Regions from separate parts of the Homo sapiens genome. Here region 1 is linked to region 2. Evidence: chromatin contacts called from ENCODE Hi-C or POLR2A ChIA-PET data. All regions are on one chromosome and are shown on one strand. The core of a region is the stretch at or near the end of the contact, and the rest is flanking DNA. Distances in the headings are between cores, read along the strand shown.

Region 1 (5,446 bases), core at 1,046-3,545, 190 kb after region 2:
TGACTACAGCTACATATTTTTTCCACTTCTAGAATGGTAAAAATACTGCATTTAAAAAAAAAAATTTCTTGTTATGAAGAATGGTCTGAAAAAAATTTTTAAATAAATTAAGAACTGTCTTTGAAATTTAACCAATCAGCATTGAAGTCTTTAATTCTGGGAGTGAAAAACTCACTGTTTATAATTATTTTCTTAAAAAAAAAACAGGTCAGGCACAGTGGCTCATGCCTATAATCCCAACACTTTGGGAGGCCAAGGCAGGAGGATCACTTAAAGCCAGGAATTCAAAACCAACCTGGGCAACATAGTGAGACCTTGCCTCTACAAAAAAAAAAAAATTACCTAGGTGTGGTGGCAGGCACCTGTATAGTCCTACCTACTCTGGAGGCTAAGGCAGGAGGATCATGTGCCCAGTAGTTCAAGGCTGCAGTGAGCTATGATTGTGCCACTGCACTCAACCAGGGCAACAGAGCTAGACACTGTCTCTAAAATAGAAAAAAGATATAAAAAAAATCAACAATTACAATGAGCTCCATCGCTAATTATATAATTTGGCTGTCTGGAAATACTTAAACTACTGAAAAGAGAGAAAAAAAAAGACAGTAATCTGTTAAATGGTACAAGTTCATTCTCTCTCAAAGTCAAAATTCAATAGAACTCTTCCATCTCAAAGCCAAAATTCAATAGAACTCCTTAATATTATGTGGTAGATTTCACTGAAATTCAAAGGTTCAAAATGGACAAAAAAGGAGCTCTTTATAAAAAGAAGCCTACCAACCATTACAGATTCTTTCCATTTCTCATGAATCACTTTCGCCAGATTCAGATCTATATGAACCACACAATCTTCAACTGTTAGAGACCCTTGTGGGGGAAGGGGGAGGGAAGAAAATGTAATCATTACTCATTATATATTTGCAGAAAACATACTAAACCACCTTATGCATCACAAAACTAACTTGTACTATTAATTCCTAACTTATGCTTCTATTTACTAAATCTTAGAGTATTTCTATTTATGTTATATGCTATGTTACTGTCTTCACACTTCTTGACTACTGCAGTTATACAAAGCTTCACAGTAAATCTAAGTTATTCCTTTCCATGAGTCTAAATATGTTTACTTTATTCATTTCTATTAGTCAAGACTTTTCAATAAATATGTTCTAAAAAATTAATCTTGTCTTAAATGTATCTGGAGTAGCACCAAAGGATTTTAAAAGGTTCATCCGTACAATTAAGTGTGAAGTAAATACCAGAGAAAACGTTCAAACTATGTATGGGATAAATACAAACTCCATATAAATATTCTCTATTTCTTCCTATTGTATTTTTTAAAGTCCTCCAGAAATGTGTCAAAAATAAGGCACTATGTGAAGTTAGGCAACATAAAATTACTTTTGCATTTCAGTTAACATAGAATATAATTTTACAATCAAAATAGAACTCTCTAGCCAGGTACGGTGGCACATGCCTATAATCCCAGCTACTCTGGAGGCTGAGGCAGGAGAATCACTTGAACCTGGGAGGCAGAGGTTGCAGTGAGCCAAGATTGAGGCACTGCACTCCAGCCTGGGCAACAGAGCGAGACTCCATCTCAGAAAAAAAAAAAATACAAAATAGAACCCTCTGTAGTCTAGTCACACAAAGACACACACATGGTCATTTACTTTTTCCTTACCTGAATCAATACCAACAGGACCAAATAATTCATTAAGTTGAAAAGCCAGTTCAGGGGGTAATGCCAATTCCAGACAGTCTATGGTCAGAGATTTGGCCATCGCTGGAGTGGGATTCAATATCTCGGTTTTATCTTCCCCACTAACTCCAGCTGATAAACTACTTCCTGCCATTAGAATTTCCTTCATTTCCTTCTCATCTTCATTCATAAATTCTTCTTCATCTGAAAATTTCACATAATCCTTTGGAAAATTTTCATTTCTCTTTATTTCAAGAGAATCAGTAAAATAAATTTCTTCATTTAATTCAAGATTTGAAGTACTAGATACAAAGTTAAAAATATCAGAGAAATGTGAAGGAGAATGTATGTTGTCTCCAGTCTCTGTGACTACTAGGTTTTTTTCTGTTTCACTCATATCTTTAGGAGTAGTAGCTTTTAGAATACCTGGAAAGGACTGCTTACTGCTATATAAAAGTTCTTCCTGGCTGTTAGGAAGTATGTCATTATTATTCTTTAGACCCACAGCAGCACTGGGAAATATACTTGTCATCGATTCATGGTTTTCAGGAGTGACAGCTCTCATTTCCGCCTGCTCTGAGTTTCCTCTTTCTGCATCACAAGTAGACTGTGAGTCAGCGTTACTAATACCAATCCCATGGCTAAACTCTGGCACAGGAGAATTAGAATTCTCTAAAGTTCCTCTTTGGCTAATAATTTCTTTCAAATTCAACCCCAGAGAAAAAGGCCCAATTTGTGATCCATCACACGATTTTTGGAAATTCTCAAACTCTGTATCCTCACATAACTTAGTTTCAGAATCCAACAAAAGGCTTGTGGCCCAAATAATATCTTTATTGCACCTCTCATATAAGTCTTTCAGGGCTTCTAATGAAAAGGATCCAAACAGTTTACAAAGAATGTTAAGATTTTCAGATTCATCTGCACTGGTAAGCTCACTTTCTTCAACAAACGTGCTTTTATCATACATTACTCTATATGGAATTGCTTCTTGAACGTCTGATTTTGTGTTAATATTGAAAACTTTCGGCTTAAATCCATCTAATCTTCCTGTTAATACTTTGATAGAATCTGAAATGCTAATTTTATTCTTTTCTATTTTCCATAAAAGAGCAAAATCCTGTGGTTCAGTCTGGGTGCACATGCCTACTTCTTTTCCAGGGTCTCTCTTAGGCATTTGCTCTTGACATTCAGCTAACGTTTGTGGTTCTACTACTCCAGAAACAGTTGGTGCACTATTGGTAAAAGTAAGAGGCAACGATGTGTGTTGCCCATGACTCTTTTTACTTAGACAAGTCTGACTCTCACAGGTCATTTCACTGAGCAGCATTTCAGAACTTCCTAGATTGGAGCTACCCAATGTCTTTAGTTTTTGAGAGCTTGTGCCCCAACAGGCCTCATGTGCTGTAGATAAGGATATTTCATTCATTTTGTCATTTGTTCCAATTTCTAGGTTGGGCTCACTTAAACCAGTCTTTGGCATTCTTGATCTGTGTTCCCTCTGAGCTAAAGAATCAGATGAAGGCCAGTCACCCATAATGTTGAATGAGTTTTTGTCAATATTTTTATAAGCATCATATTTATAGCTATTGAGTGGCTCTGAAGCATCATCACACTGTGACTTTCTGCCATCCTCTACACTTTCATGTGGAGATCCTCGTTGCTGGACACAATCTGTATTCACAGATACACTGTTAACTAATTTGTGTGACTGAGGGTAATTATACTTTTTGTCGCTTTGTACGGATGAAGTTTTTTCAGTTTTTCTGTTCCTTTTTGTCCTCTGACCAATAGTCTTATCAACTGGCCAGTCACCAACAAAATTTGATAGCTCATGTCTTGGGAACTTTTCCAAAGTCGATTTGCTTTTTTGTTTCCCAAAGGCTTTTTTCGTTACTGTTGCTCTTTCTTCCACTATTTCACCAGGTGAGGATTTTTCATTTTGAAGTGGTCCACTATTTGCAAGATCACAGTCTTCTTGATTATTTTCACTACAGCAAGTACTAGGTGATACTCTCTCCATAGAACTATCTGTGTCAGTTTTACTATACCCTTTTACAGCCACCATTTCTATTTGCTCGTTTTCACTTTTGTCTGTTGCCTGTAGTTTGCTTTCAGAGTCAGAAAAATACATGTGTGGAGTTTCCAGAATTAAAGCACTTTGAATGCTAGGATTCATATCACTTATTTCTTTTCTTCTTTTGTTTAAATCTGCATTAGAGAGATATGCAACATTCTCAGGTAACATTGTTTCTTTGGTTACATCAAGATTCTTCTCTTCAGTGAACTCTAGATGCTTCAAAGATAAAGATAAAATATTTTCTTCTTTTTCAGAGATAATATCTTCATCGTCTCTTGGGCTGTAAGATTATTTTAAAGAGTATCATGAGAAAGTCTCTTAATGCTGCCATCAATACTATGATTTAAAGAAGCATTAATTGACAGGGCACTTAACAGTTATTCTGAAAATTTTATAAATAAATTACATTAAAATTATAAAAGCTAATTCTGATCTTTCTCTAATACCCTATGAACACATTACATTGTTGTAACCCCATTACCTAGCATGATGCTTGGCATATATGAAGCACTCAAACTTTTTTTTTAATTGAATAGTACATATGAGATTTTCAGTTTAGGTGTTAATTATGCATTAAAGTTAAAGCTCTGAATTTGTTCCCAGGAGAGGACACCACTTTTCTAGCTTCTTTCTGACCTTAGTTTTACATAGCTAAGCATATGTAAAATAGGTCTGATACCGAGGAAGCTTCATTTACAAAGTCACAAAGGGCCAACCAACGCTATTTGCCCGATTAAGAGAAATTAGAAAAAAAGAGCTTTCATTTGAAATGTCATTTGGTAAGATTTTTTAAAGCCATACTTAATGTTAATTTCAGACTCAGAGCACTTGTGCAAATCATTATACTCTCAACTTTAGTTAATTTTTCTCGATTAAATTTGTCAATGCATTTCCTCTTTTTTTTAACTTCAGGAGTGCTCGAAGTCCCAACTCTCGCAGGATGCCTTCCTAAGTGAAATCATACCTAACGCTGAGTTTTCTATGTGTTAGATGATGCTACTTTAAGTCCCTTGCATGTACTAATTCATAATCCTTATAAGATTTTTATGAGCAGAGTGTTATTACTGGCATTTTAGAAATGAAGAGCTGAAGTACAGAAAGATTTGTAACTTGTCAGAGATGACAAAGCTTTGGGACTTTTTGAACCCAGGAAATATAGCTCAAGAGTCCATGCTCTTAACCACTTTGCAACACTGTTTCTCAATCAAAAAAGCATTTATAAATTTTCTCTTCCCCATTCCCAACTCCTTTTTAACAGAAGCTCTCTATCCCTTACCATCAAAACATATGGATAATTCAGACCTGTGGTTTCTTCTTTACTCTGTCTGTCAGTTAATGCTGTTTTTATTTATTCAATTGTTTATGTGTCTTCGTTGCTAAACAGAATCAGTGCTACCTTGGATTGCAAATTGTCAGAAGGCCATGACTTGTATTACTTGGTAAAAGTGTACTGTTAATAATTTTTATAACACTAGCTTGAAAGAGTATTTTCATTAAAACTTAAGGAAATTAAGAAGTGATTTGAGTGGATACAAAATAATAACAGCGAGAAGATAAGGGAAATACTGGATTAGCAGCGAGCGTCAAGTAAAACTGGCAGGAGAATTCATAGCATAATCACGGACTCACAAAACTCTGAGGACAATAAAAGAACTGTCATGTCATCT
Region 2 (4,948 bases), core at 2,449-4,948:
TCTGAGGACTGGTCAGCAGGATGTAAGGGAGAGTGGTGAGCACTTCTCTTTCTTTTCTTTTTTCTTTTTTTTTCTTTTTGAGACAGAGTCTCGCTTTGTTGCTGGGGACTGGGGTGCAGTGGTGCCATCTCAGCTCACTGCAACCTCCGTCTTCCAGGTTCAAGTGATTCTCCTGCCTCAGCCTCCTGAGTAGCTGGGACTGCAGGTATGTGTTACCATGCCTGGCTAATTTTTGTATTTTTAGTACAGATGGGGTTTCACTGTGTTGTCCAGGCTGGTCTCGAACTCCTGACCTCTGGTGATCCTCTCACTTTGGCCTCCGAAAGTGCTGAGATTACAGGCATGTGCCACCGCACCTGGCCAGTGAGCACTTTAAAGAACTAGAATGTACCCTTCTCTGTTCCTTTCCTCCTGACCAGTGACTGAAACGCTGAACCAAGCTTGGAGCTGGAGCAGCCATTTTGGGCCACGAGGTAGAAGCCATGTGTTGAAGAGAATGGAACAAGATGGAAGAAACCTGGTGATCAGGGAGCCGCCATAACAGTCTTGGGTTGTCTCTGTTTACATGAGAGGTAAATAAATTATTATTATTATTATTATTATTTTGAGATGCAGTATCGCTCTGTCACCCAGGCTGGAGTGCAGTGGCACGATCTCAGCTCACTACAACCTCCACCTAAGCAATTCGCTTGCCTCAGCCTCCCGAGTAGCTGGGACTATGGGTACCTGCCACCAGGCCTGGCTAATTTTTGTATTTTTGGTAGAGATGGGCTTTCACCATGTTGACTAGGCTGGTCTCGAACTCCTGGCCTCAAGTGATCCACCCACCTCGGCCTCCCAATGTGCTGGGATTGCAGGCATGAGCCATCACACCCAGCCTTTATTATATCCAGTGATTTAACAAAAACCACTTATATTTGGGGTTCTCAGTTATAAGTATTATGTTCGAACACAGAAAGTGAAACTATTTGAAAGTTTCTTGTAGAATTGGCTGGGAAGAAAGGCAATTCATTCCCTTTGAAGGATTTCATTCCCGGGATGTGGCTGCCTGCTTAAAGAGCAGGTTCCATTCTGTAGAGGAAGCTTGGGAGACAAGGAAAGACCCTCATTTCAAAAATATAGCCACTTCACTTCCTGCTGACTTGAGTTTTTGTTTTGTTAAACTGGTTTCTCTTTTAAAACAAATGTCCCCTCAGTAAACTAAGCTCATTTGTTGTTCACACCTGAGAACCAGAGCATCCTCTGCTGATTAGTAAGGAGTTTGGGGGAAGGGGAGTTGCGACTAGGCTGCAGGAGGAAGTGACACTTGGGGGAGGATAGGCCAAGGTGGTGGGATTGATGGGACTCGGAAAGTCCCTGAAAGCAGGGAAACAAAGAAGTGGGAGAAGGGCCAGACAGGGTCGCGCTCACGCTCTAAATCGCACTGGCTCGGCTTTGACTTGCTCTCAAGACACTGGGAACAGCGCGTGAACACCAGAGGGCAGCAGCGCAAGATGAAATTAACAGGGACTCTTCACAGGGCCCCTGGCTTCAGGTCTCAGGGAGAGCCAGCCTTCCCATCCAACCTGGATCTGCCTGGTTTCCTTTGTCCAAAGTCAACCAGGGTGGAAGACTTCAACCAAAGTGGGCAGGGCCCACTTTCATACACATTCCTTCAGGGATTCCTGGTGATGGTCGTTCCCCCTCTCTAGTCCACTGATGCCATCTCTATCACACATTTAACATTGTATTAAAATAGTCTTTAATGTGGGTTATATATGCTTCTTACCTAGCCACACCCTAAGCAATCAGACCTGTGAAATGATGATTTTGGTGTGCTGGTGTGTGTATGTTATAATTATTACATTAGAATATCTATATCACCAGAAAATCATCTATCACCTATAGGATGTATATCACACTTGGAAAAATGTTGCATTACTTCATTAAATTCCCCCCAATGACCCAATGAAGAAAGTGATATTATTCTCCCCATTTTCTAGATGAGGAAACTGAGGCTCAGAGAGGTTAAATATCTTCCTCAAGAATTTTCGCCAGAGCTGGGATTTGAACCAAGGTCTGCTTGACTTAGAAGGCAGTGGTCCTTGCTTTCTCCCGAGGAGAAGGGAGCAGAGATACCTAAAGATGCCTGACTCCCAATCCCATGGGAACATGCCCCCTGCGGGCTCACTTCCTCTCCTCTTTGTCTTCAATTTCTAAGAATGTCTTCTTTTCACTAAAACAAAACACTCCAGAATGCATTCTGCATGAATAAAGACTGCCAACTCCATGGCAGAAATAACATACCTTTTGGGAATGTTTATCACTTCTAAAATGATGATAAAGAAATTCAACAGTTTGTATTTCTGGACGAACTAGGGGAGAAGAGGAAATAAAGTATCTACAGAGTATCACAACACACCTACAGGAAGCTGAGCAAAGTAGACTAATCACACTGGGCCCGGAGGACGGCTGGTAACAGAAACCTCAACGTTTATCTGAAGTGACTGCTCATCCCCGGGCACCACGGTGACAGGTGTGATAGAAAGATAAAACCCTAGACTCTGCTGCTCACCTGCCGTTGGGCCTTGGTCAAGCCACTTCTCTCTGAGCTTCAACTGCCCCATCTGTAAGAGGATAACAATTCCGGCCTCAGGGGGTCATCATAGCAACAAATGAGGAACCTGTAAATTAGTGCGAAAACACCCCACTTACTACTACTGTTTTTAAATGATTGTGAGAGTAAAAAGGGCCTTCGTGTTCAGAACCCAATCAGCTTAGAGTGAATTGTAGCACTTGGCAAATACTGCCTTTTCTGCTTGGAAACTTCACTTAAAAAGAAAAAAAAAATGAGGTCAAAGAGCGATTCCTAAAGCAAAAGAAAATTGCTAAACTTTAGACTATTCCTGACCCCAAAGTCCTCCTTCAGACCATGTTTCCCCTTTTTCACTCATATCTAGCCCAACATGCATAAATCCTTGCTTCTACCAGAGGGCCACACAGAGGAATGGACAGACAGGAAGAGTCTTTGCCCAATTAGTTTCACTTCCTCCCTGGCACCCCATGGTCACAGCCCTGGAGAATTGTTTTCTGCGGCGCTGAGGGCTACATTTTCGTTTTAACCAGCGCAAGGTAGGCAAGAGACTTAAGTCAGAGAGCTTGATGATGTAATGAATTTGCCAGCTGCCAACGACACTAGGACCTCATCACATTTCTTTGTTTTCCTTTCTAACCCCAAATCTAGCAGGCATCCCTGTTCTCATTAACAAAGCCTCCTATTAGCACCATTGCTCCCTAACTACCATCGGACCTCACAGGGAGAAGTTCTGTATCGAGAACAGTAGAGCAAAAAGACAGGAGGAAAGCAAGTCCCCAACATCATGCAGCCCACATACTAGCTCTGGATGGCTTACGTACGATGAAATCTCCAAGATGCCTTCCAAAAACCAGATGACCCTGTCCTTTCTGGAACTACCGCCGTCCCTTGTAACTCTGTAAGCTTCATTTCCAACCTCATCCTGCTCTAACTCGAGCACAAACATAAGTCTGTAGAACCACAGTGGCCTTGGGGGCATCATTCTCTTTGCCTTGTCAACATTTCTATTTTATATCCCTCCCTGCTCCTGTCTAGAGGTTGGTACTCAGTCTCCTGAGACTCATCTTATAGATAGAGCTTGATGGACCACGGGGAGAGGGCATCACTCCTGCTACAGTCTGAATGCACACACCTGGGGCCCAGCTGCCCAACCTTCCACCGCTGAAGTTCAAACAGTTGCATCTTAGACAACTCCTCCACTTCTAATCAGCCCAGCATAGAGGGAGTTTGGAGGTGTCAGACACCCATCAATGGCTGAGAGAGAAAGAAATATAGTGAAAGACCTGTTAGCAGTTCTGTTGTGCCCAACAGAACTCTCATTTGTCTTATGTCTAAAAAGCTGGCCATTGACTTTCAACAGGATTTCACTGATGCTATTAGAAAATATTTTACCACTAAATGAAAATAAAGATAAACTGCCTTTCTGAAGATGCAAAAGGTAAGAGATAATACATAAAAATGCAAGTTGATCAAATTTCACTTGATGTTTGATGACCCTCAGTGTCCCAGAACATTGCTTTGGGAATTATTTTCTCCTTTGATCTTGCAGAACAGTGTGAATGGACATAGAGGCCATTTGTATAAAAGAGGAACCTAAGGACGTAGGGGAAAACAAAAGAATCTGTCAGGGATGGGAAAAGCACACCCATTTAAATATGCAGAAACCTTAATGCCAGTGTCTGGCTAGCTATTAAGCAGTAATTCCTTCTCTATCCCTTATCATATCTACCAGTTACTCTGCAAGATTCTTCAGTGTAAAGAGCACTGTAAAATGTATTTTTCAGATTTATCTCGTCTTTTTGCCAGATCAGCCCACCCCATGCATATCTGCCAGCTGCCTCTTACACAATCCCTCAGAGCCCACGGAGCTGCACTGTGGGCCCTCAGATGATCTGATGCAGGTATAGAACCCCTCCCCCACATTCTTTTCTTGCTAGCTTGCCTCCATTACAAACCATCTTCCTCACTCAGATATTTTCAATCCTGGTAGTTTTTGCTTGTTTGTTTGAGACAGGGTTTCACGCTGTCACCCAGGCTGGAGTGCAGTGGTGCAATCATAGCTCACTGCAGCCTTGACCTCCTGGGCTCAAGTGATTCTCCTTCCTCAGCCTCCCAAAGTGCTGGGTTTACAGGCGTGAGCCACTGCACCTGACTTCCCCAGCAGTTTTGACCGTGATCTCATTTGCCTCTTTCTCCTGATTAGGCCAGCATTAGAGCATCCAAGAGGCTGCATAATATGGAATAAACATAGGTCATTAGATTTAAATCAAAATTCTGGCTTTTTACTTCCTAGCGATGCAAGCTTTGTTGAGTTCCTTAACTTTTCTTAGCACTTCTGCTTTTTAAAAAAAGTTGCTATAATACTAAATCGTA

Evidence for each region. Hi-C counts contacts between places; a loop is a spot of excess contacts on that map. ChIA-PET counts read pairs that join two places held with the same protein, here RNA polymerase II (POLR2A). Pooled maps may share reads with other maps.
Region 1: a loop to region 2 is called in a pooled map, with 2.1 times the contacts of the local background. The contact joins the enhancer-like site here to the promoter of LINC02265 in region 2. A Hi-C loop is called at or near these places in 6 of 50 pooled maps. POLR2A ChIA-PET finds 5 or more read pairs at or near these places in 3 of 52 experiments (MCF 10A, activated CD4-positive, alpha-beta T cell and naive thymus-derived CD4-positive, alpha-beta T cell).

Annotation. Positions count from the first base shown.
Region 1 is chr4:40,118,545-40,123,990 of GRCh38, reverse strand. It overlaps N4BP2 (NEDD4 binding protein 2), which reads right to left. Exons shown (of 18, transcript NM_018177.6): 9 at 1,682-4,059; 10 at 779-864. Among named protein-coding and RNA genes, the nearest start is that of N4BP2, 64 kb to the right of the region's middle. Within about 2 kb of position 2,295, at least 4 of the 41 ENCODE cell types and tissues checked have a DNase peak (open chromatin) inside an H3K27ac peak, as active enhancers do.
Region 2 is chr4:40,305,935-40,310,882 of GRCh38, reverse strand. LINC02265 (long intergenic non-protein coding RNA 2265) reads right to left here and starts at 3,698. Exons shown (of 4, transcript NR_121641.1): 1 at 3,397-3,698; 2 at 2,555-2,606. RefSeq lists enhancers at 247-885, 1-955, 886-1,524, 2,529-2,658, 3,229-3,278 and a silencer at 1,297-1,591.